2 separate regions of the Mus musculus genome follow, and region 2 is linked to region 1. The links are chromatin loops, found by intact Hi-C in ENCODE. Cell type or tissue: gastrocnemius. All regions are shown on one strand. Each heading gives the region's core, and the rest is flanking DNA. Links, peaks and the distances in the headings are about the cores only.

Region 1 (4,782 bases), core at 1,620-4,119:
ATTATAAAAAGCCAATTTGAAACTTCCCCACAATAGAGGAATTGTACGGTGCAAAGACCATGTATAAAATGAGAGAAAATCCACATAAGCCATATACCTAGCAAGGAGCTAGTATCCTAAATACATAAGTAACTCAATAGCAACAATAAAAATTATTTTTTAAAAATAAAATAACCTTCTTCTAATTAGCTGTCTGACAAAGACGGCACACAGCTTGTTTAAGGACACTCAGACATGAGCCAAGTCCCAAACGTCATCCATGCCAGTGAGCTGCTGTACAGTTAGTTACAAAGGTTGAGACGAGGCCCTGAAACTTTGCTTTGGTTTTATGTTTGTCACCGTCACTTACGCATTTATGTACTTAGCTACGACACACACACACACATGCGCACGTGCACACACACATATTCACACACACAAAGAAAACTACAACAGATTAGAAACTAGAAAAGCACTTATCTTTATAAATTATGTGTCCTTTACCTGCCTTCTGCCCCTCCTTATCACCTATAACCTTTACTTGGTCTCCTTTTTAAATATTACACTATATTCACACTTATATCTCTCTGTGTATATATCAATTTACTAATATATATAATATATACATATGTATATAAACATTACAAACACATATATACATACACATGTATACATCATAGGCTGGGATCTACATATGGAGACCAAGGTACTGTGCTTTCTTTTTCCCAGAGTTTGAGTCATTTCTTTCCTATTTTCCAATTCCACCCATTTTTCTGCAAGACTTGTGACTTCTGTTTCTTCCCAGTTGAGTAATATTCCATCCCTCTTCCCCGCCCAAGGAATTTTAAAATGACAATGACGACAAAGGACTCCAACAGACATTTATCAGAAGATGCCATCAGGTACATTAAAGCACGCTAGCGTTAATAATCACGGCAAAAAGGCAAGCTAAAACCAGGATGAGATGTCACCTCGTACCTTCTAGAATGACTGTTATAAAACCAATATATGGTCATGGGTGTGGAGAGAAGAGAAGTCTTGTTAGATAATGTAAATAAATATACCCATTATAAAAGGCAATATGGAGGTTGATAAGTGTATACCGAAGCATAACCATTGGCATGGCATAAATATAAGCTATTGTGATCCATTGGTTCTTACCTACCTTAAAAGGCAAGAAATCAAACAATTTTAAGTGTACGTTTACTAATTTAAAATAGTAGTAATAAAGCCACCACAAGCTAAGAAAACACTTTAAGTTAAAAAAGAAAACTGACTTTTTGAGACAGATTACCTGGTAGCATCGTTTTACATCTCGGCAAATGTCTTCGGTGTCAGACTTGATAGGGAACAGCTGGAATTTTCATTTGCTTGAGCCTTCAGCCTGTTATGGTATCACAGGTCATATAGCCTCAGGAAAATGGCACTGTACGCTTGGAAGCAACAACTGTTATAAGCAACAAAGACAATACTGTGTGTGCTCATGTGTACGTGTGTATGCAGGCAAATACTAGGAGTCATTGTCCCTTGTCTTCTTCAATCTCTATATTTTATATTTTGAGCCAAGGTCTCTCATTGAACTCAAAGCTCACCAATTAGGCTAAACTTGCTGGCCAGTAAGCCCCAGGGATGGTTCTGTCTCTCTCTCCAGCACTAGGATTACAAATATGTCCTGCGACCATCTCTTTATTATGTTGGTGCAGGGGGTCGAACTCAGGTCTTCACACTTACAGCACAAGTGCTCTGCTGACTTAGCTATCTCTACATCCTAAACAGAAATAATTTTGATTGATGTGGTCCTGTGAATCTGTTGATTGATACTCTGAGCAAAAGTCTACTTTAGTATAAATTTGGGATGAGAGAGGTAATTTTACAATAGTATTTAAAATATGTTAATGATAGAGATATTTAATGACAATGGATAATTTTTTTTTCAATTTTAAAGTTTCTACTAGAATGTTTTATATATATTATAATATATGTGTGTGTGTATGCATGTGTGTGTATATATACATATATATGTGTATATATATATAATATATATATAAACATTTTATGGATACTGTATCTTTCAAGAATCTTAAAAGCAGACCCTAGAGAGATGGACCAGAAGTTAATGGTGCTTGTTGCTCTTGCAGAGGACATAGGTTTAGATCCCAGAACTCCAGTTCCAGGGGGGAGTATAACACCCTGTTTCAGGCTCTCTAAGATACCTCATACATATGAGGCAAATATGCATAGATAGGCAAAACACCCATACGCATTTAAAAAAATCTAAAAAGTAGAACTGTAAAAAGCAACAAACTGCTTTCATAAACAAAAGGGGAAACTATTATCATGCTCTAAGAGGTGGAGAAAAATAGAAATGAGGTGAAAATAGAGGGCTGGCTAAGAATTCTGCCGAATAGAAGAGAGATATCACATCCCAACTGGTCACTGATATCCCAACCATATTCCTATATGAAAGGCTGTGGCAAAAAAACAGCAGTCTTAGAAAGAGGCATTGTGCCTGACAGGAAGGTCTCATCTCCAGTATTAGATGGCAAAGGAGTAATATTGTCAGGACAAAGAGAAAACTTATACGCAGCATCCTTAAACCCCTTACCTGGCTCTGCAGATACTCAAAATACTTTAAAATATCTTTTAAAGGTGTTGAAATGGGGAGTAGGGTGAACCTGGAAGAAAGGAGGGGGGTCACTTAAGAATGAATGCCTTGGCAATCCATCAGACCATATGATTAATATTTTCTACTATGGATTTTGGGGTGGTTGGAGGTTAAAGGGTATAGCTAGCTGGGTGCTGTGGTGCATGCGTTTTAATCCTAGTGCTCAGGAGGCAGAGAGGGGCAGATTGAAGTCTGTGAGTTTAAGGTTAGCTTGGTCTACATAGCAAGTTATAAGACAGCCAGGGCTACACAGAGAGACCTTGTCTCAAAACAAACAAAAAGCCAAACCTAACTGGAAAAAAACCAAAAACATAAAAGGTATAACAAAATGATGATAGAGATGAGAAATTCAATGCATTGTTAAGGTATGCCATAATCTTTGCTTTAATACATTTAGTATTTTTTAATGTCTTTTTTATATATAAATTAAGAATTTAAAGAATTAATAGAAAATAAATAAAAGAATAGAACAAACAAACAGAAGGAAATAAAAAACAATAAGGTAAATTCAGCCAACCCAGCAAAAAGCTGGGAAGGAGAAAATGAAAAAGAAGAGGCATATTAGATAAATATGTCAATAATTACTAGTGTAAAAGGATCTGCTCCCTGGTGTCATTTAACAAAAGGGCTCTGGACTTGTTCACACCTAACAATGTGACTTTGAAATACTTAAAGCAAAGATTACAGGAAGCAATGGATAAAAAGCAGAAGCATATTAGTTTGTACTAATTGGAACTATTTAGAGTGAATGGATGAAGCAGGCAAAAAATTACAACAGTGGAAATATAAACATAATTAGCAAGTTTGGTCTTGTGAATATAAATGCAAATTAATTTCTAGCAATTAGAGAATACTGTTTCTTATCTAACACCTTGAACAATTCAAAATCAATCAAACCCTAAGAGAAAGGACGCCTTACGGAAATGGCAAATCGCATAGACTAGTTGTATTTGACTGCAATGCAGTAGATTTTCAAAATCTACATTCAAAAGACAGTTCTTTTCTTTCTTTTTTTTTTAAACGTAGAATTCAAAATCGTAAACACATTCCTTTACTCCATTAATGGAAACAAAGTGCAGATCTGAACCACGATGAGGTATGTGGGATCTGGTTCAAGTGGCACTTGGAGGAGAATTTATAGCCTTGGATTCATATGTTAAAAATTAAGAGAAAATAAAAATAAATGAGATAAATATGCAACTCAAGAAGCTAGAAAAAGGAGCTCAAATAACTAGGAAAGAAATCAAAAGTAAATTAAATGACAAAGAAGAAAGAATGTGGTCGGTAGAATCAAAAGCCACTTTTACAAAAAAAACAAAGACATCAAGTCTTTGGCAAAGCTGGGGGAAAAAAAAAAAAACCAAAACAGCAAAAAACCCAAGAACTGTATCAATAAAAAATATAATTCCCATTGGAAAGAAAAGATTATAAACTGTAAAGTATTTTATAAGGCTTGTATAACTTTGATACCCAAGCCAGACAAGGACAATATAATAATAATAAAAGTGTGAAGTGAGACACAAAAAATGGGATCCAGCTGCACATGTGGATAAACCAGAACCTCATAAGCACGGTTAAGTAGGGCTTAGGAATGTAAACACATTTTAATCTCAGAAACTGCTGTGATTCACATCCTTAGTAGATAGGACATCATCAAATCTCAACAAATACAGAAAAGCCATAAAATTAAATTCATGAATGGTAACATTTTTTTAAAGCTAGGATTTTTATAACCTCCAATAAAGAGGCTCTGCCAAAATGTCCACAGCAGACATTTATACTCGATGGCAAATATGACTGTCCTTTCTCTTAGGTTTAGGATCAGACTTATTTCGTCTCACCACAGAGATACAATTGTTAACAAAAGATTAAAACAAAATAAAACAAAATAATTAGTGTAGATATTAGCATTTTAAAAATTCCAGGGAAGTCTATAGAAAGATAATCAGTTAACAAAAACCGCCAGTCAGTTCACCGGCTCAAACATCAACATGCAGACAGCAATGGCTAATATTCCCTTCAAAAAAAATGTATAGCACAGGTCAGATCATGAGAAAAACATCATATAAACCCAAACTGAGAAATATTCTATGCAACATGTCTCTTTGTACACACCAAAACAGCCAAGTTTATGAAAA
Region 2 (4,782 bases), core at 1,090-3,589, 90 kb before region 1:
AGGAAGCTATCTGGAAAAAGAAATGGGAATCTGTGGAGATTCTTATAAGTATTTCTTTACATATGCCCTGTCTGGATCCTGTGTGAGGAAAACTCAAAGGCTTGGCATGCAGAGAGACAGAGCCCAACAAGGAGATGGGTTTGGAAATACAACATGAATTCCCAGCATGGATGAGGGGCATCACTGGGGAGACAGGGGCACAGACTGTCCAAGAGTATTGAAATATGTCTAAGTGCACATGATGAAGGCTGAAGCAACACGTCTTCCCAGTTGAGCATTAAATGCCTGCTCTCTGGGTAAGGAAGATGGGGAGCAGTTGATGTCACACATAGGAGCTGCATGTATTCTTGTGGGATCTAGTTAGACTCAGTTAGTCCTAGGGAGGATCTATGGGGGATCTCTTGCAAAGCTGTCATTCAAAGATGTCCATGAAGAGTCTTAAGACATTTCACACAGGCCTGGGCTTTAGTTGCAGGTTGGAACCTTCTCTACACCCACGTAGCTGCTCTGATTTTCTTTCTCTCTCTCTCTCAGAACAATTACCTGGTCCAGGGAGCTGAAAAGGCTCAGGCTGTTGCTATGGAGACAGAAGCTGGTCCAGGGGAAAGGGAGGGACGACAGAGGAAGCCTCTGGACTAGAATTTTCCAGGCTCTGATATATTGGAGAGATTTTGGATGTTAGGAGGTGCAGGGGAGGGAATGGAGGGCTTGGAAAATGTGGTCTTTCAAATGCCAGGAAAATATACTTTTGATGCATAATAAAGATTTGTTGAAAGAAGGAGTGGGGATGCAGAGAGCTGGTAGAATGCTTGCCTAGCATGCAGGAGGCCCTAGGTTTGATCCCACAGTATCACATAAACTGAATGTGATTACGCACATGTGCAATCTTATCACACGGGGCGTGGAGGCAGGAGAATAGGAATTTAAGGTCATTATCAGTTACATAGAAGTTCAAGGCTAGTCTGGGCTATGTTAGACATTATTACAAACAAACTAATAAACAAAGAAATAGCTCCAGTCGACAGATGGAGTCCTGTGAGATGTTTCTCCCCTTTACAGGATGGGTAAATGTTGTCAACCTCTCCTTTACTTTTAGATAGGGTCTCACTGTATATCCAAAGCTGACCTTGAACTCACAATCTTCCTGCCTCAGCCCAAAGAAGGCTATGATGACAAGCATGGGCAACCACACCTAGCATGCATCACCATTTGACCCAGGTACAGCTGCATCAATCCAGGCTTTTTTGTGGCTTGCTTTGTTACAGAAAATCAAAGCAACAATACAAAGATGGACACACTTAAAGGAATAAGACAATTCCACCCAAAGGTGCCAAGAGCTGAGCAAGAAGTTGGCTGCCAGAGTCTGTCCCTAGTCTGTCTGTTGATGGCCTGAGAACTATTTCTATGGACACCTACAATTCTTGGTCTTTAGTCTGCAATATTGTGGTCAACTGTAAATATATACATGGCTCTCAACTTATAATAAATAGCCTATTTACATTATTTAAAACAAAACAACTTTGCAAAGGTACAAAATGGAATCAGAGTAGAAATTGTGCTTCAAGCTTTTAATTTTTATCTTTCCTAGGTTCTACCCTCTGAGCAAAATAGCTGCCATCTTTGTCAGATCAACTGTTTCTATCAGCAACAGATGTCACAAATAGGCCTGTGAACTGTTGTCTCCTTTCCTTAGAGAAAGATGATGCTGAGAGAGTCATTGGATCCTCCCAGGACACTCCAGCCACTCCTGCCAGATTTTAGTGTGCAGTTCTGCCCTAACTACATGTAGCCTCATTGAGTATATATACCTTGGGGAAAATTAGTTAGGTAGGGTGTCTATGTATGTGGTTACAGGGAAATCATCTGATCGGCTGAGTGGGAGCTTTCCAGTGTGGCTGCTTTGGGGTTGCCCACATTCTGTAGGTGAGCCTGAGGAACTTTGGTGGAATCTTAGTTTGGCTTGACATGTGGCCTCACCAGGAGGGAGTAGATGGAGCTCGTATCTCCCCAGGGAAAGAAATCTCCCAACAGCTAGCAATATGCCCAACCATATTCTCCTGTGTTGCTGGGTAGGAGATCAACCCGCAGCTCCTCAGTCATTACAGAAAGCAGTTGGTATTGCACAGCATGGTGTGTTGCTAAGTGATGTATCCAGTGAGTTAGCTGTAGCCCTTGTTTCTTTGACTTATGATGGGCTTACTTGTATATGTAGTCCCATCAACACCAAGATTTATCCATTGTTTTGTCAATAGATAGTAACTGCCGTCCATCCCTTTGGGTATAAGGAACATTGACAGTGCCAAACACATGGGGGATATTTAACCCACAGGTCTTGAATGTATACGTATTGTTATGAGCATTGTTACTCATGAGTTGTCAATAGAAACAAGGGGGTCCCCCAGGGCATGCACATCTAGGAATAGAATTGCTACACTATCAGTCAGGTGACTCAGTTTTGACAGCATTGGCAATTGGTCTAGACAAGTGGTTCTTTACCACTGGGGAGGGCTGTGCTGTATAATCTAAGATGTTTATCAGCATCCTTTTTATACTCCTTAGATGCTAGTGACACCCTCTGCTTATATTTCTGTGTGTGTGTCCACACCCATACATGGAGGTCAAATGAAAACTTTGGGAAATTTAGTCTCTCCTTCCACCATGTGGGTCTGAAGGATCAAATTTAGTTCATCGGGCTTGGTGCTCTGAGGCACCTCTCTGGCTCTTTTCCCGTTTTTCATTCTGTGTGAGTGTGCGTCTGCATGCGTGTGTGAGTGTCCATGTCTTAAGTATAAACAGAATATTGTCTGCTTTCTATCATGATTTTAGGAAGGTGCTTTACACCATAGAGATTTCTAGTTTTCAATTCTGGTTTTCTAAAATAGAGTCTTACGTTGACCAGAGTGGGCTTAAAACCGCTGTGTACCTGAGGTCAGCCCTCAGCTCTCCGATGCTCAGATTATAGGCATGCTTCCATTATTTTTGTACTTTTTGTTTTTATTTAAAAATTTTTCTTTTCATACAATATATTTTTCCCATATTCTTTCCCCTTTCAGTTTGAGTTTTGATTATGTATGTGTATGTGTCTGTGTGTGTGTGTGTGTGTGTGTTCACACAAGCCTGTGTTTGAAACAAGGTCTCACTTTGTAGCACTGGCTGGTTTAGAACTCTTCACATGCCAAGACTGGCTCAAACTATTGGCAATCCTTCTACTCAGTCTCTTGGGTGCTAGGATTCCAAGCCTGGGTCACCACACCCAGCCCCATACTGCCCGATTACAGAAATTCTCATTCTACTTCCTTGGGAGGTGAAGAGACAAGGCTAGGCTGTGGTGGCTACAGAAGGGCCCAGGGCCTGACAGAAATAGAAAAGCCAGTGAGATGGCTCAATGGATTAAGGTACTTGTTTGTCACCCAGTCTGATGGCCTGATCCTCTGACCGGGTTAATGGAAGAAGGAAACTGACTCTTGCAAATTGTTCGCTGGCATTTACACAGCATGCTGAGACCACACACATGCGTACATTCACAGATATGCGTAAATAAATAAATAAATTGAAAACGTATCTAATAAAAATGATTTCAGATGCCTAATAGGCAGTGATTTTTCAGGAGCAGAGACAGGAAGCTTCCAGAGGTTCTGCCTCAAGCAGTGCTGAGACAGTAAACAAGTTCACACAAGTACACTCATCAAGCCCTGACCCGACACAGAGCTTGTGTGGCAACATGTCTGGAAATAGCCAGAAATGGTCCAGCTGGAGAGAATCCGAGTGTGTCCCTACACACGAAAGAGCCAATGCGATGTCCATCAGGAGGAAAGTTCAGCCAAGTAGAGCAACGCTGAGAACAGAGTGGTAAACAGTCACTGTGCTCTGAGCTCCTGTCTAGAGTAGGTCAGTTTCCTTCAGGAATCTCTGCTAAAGAGTAGGGCAGGCCCTCAGTACCACCCAGCAGAGTGGCCCACCACTTGGCTTGCCTGGGACTAAAGCAGGGTAGACCACCATCCTGGCTTGCCTGGGACTGAGGCAGAATGGACTCACCATCCTGACTTGCCTGGGACTGAGGCAGGGTAGACCACCATCCTGGCTTGCCTGGGACTGAGGCAGAATGGACTCACCATCCTGGCTTGCCTGGGACTGATGCTGGGTGGACCACCATCCTGACTTGCCTGGGACTGAGGCGGGGTAGACCACCATCCTGGCTTGCCTGGGACTGAGGTGGGGTAGACCACCATCCTGGCTTGCCTGGGACTGAGGCAGAATGGACTCACCATCCTGGCTTGCCTGGGACTGATGCTGGGTGGACCACCATCCTGACTTGCCTGGGACTGAGGCAGGGTAGACCACCATCCTGGCTTGCCTGGGACTGAGGCGGGGTAGACCACCATCCTGGCTTGCCTGGGACTGAGGCGGGGTAGACCACCATCCTGGCTTGCCTGGGACTGATGCTGGGTGGACCACCATCCTGGCTTGCCTGGGACTGAGGCAGGGTAGACCACCATCCTGGCTTGCCTGGGACTGATGCTGGGTGGAACACCATCCTGGCTTGCCTGGGACTGATGCTGGGTGGACCACCATCCTGGCTTGCCTGGGACTGATGCTGGGTGGCTCACCATCTTGGCTTGCTGGGGGTCACCAAGGGGCCTTAATGAAACCGACAGGATCCTAGGAAGTTAACAGAATCCATGGGTTTCAGCCTCAGGGTGTGTAATAAATGCAGTCACAAATGCTGCTTGGTACCTACTAAATCAGAACCTTGCAGACTGAGAACTGCAACAAAGATTGAGA

Evidence for each region. A loop is a pair of places that touch in the nucleus more often than their neighbours do. Peaks named below come from ENCODE experiments on the same cell type or tissue, not always from the same donor. Only the 100,000 strongest peaks of a DNase experiment are listed, where the experiment ranks them.
Region 2: it touches region 1 in a loop (2.4-fold over the local background); 3 of 42 quality-filtered maps call a loop at or near these places.

Annotation. Positions count from the first base shown.
Region 1 is chr7:6,735,437-6,740,218 of GRCm38, reverse strand. Usp29 (ubiquitin specific peptidase 29) reads right to left here. Exons shown (of 8, transcript NM_001360502.1): 2 at 1,274-1,412. Among named protein-coding and RNA genes, the nearest start is that of Usp29, 7.2 kb to the right of the region's middle. In gastrocnemius, for the core only: no CTCF peak of the experiment used is centred there; no DNase peak of the experiment used is centred there.
Region 2 is chr7:6,825,135-6,829,916 of GRCm38, reverse strand. The region is part of intron 2 of Usp29 (ubiquitin specific peptidase 29); the gene reads right to left. Among named protein-coding and RNA genes, the nearest start is that of Mir3099, 24 kb to the right of the region's middle. In gastrocnemius, for the core only: no CTCF peak of the experiment used is centred there; no DNase peak of the experiment used is centred there; H3K27ac peaks cover 796 bases.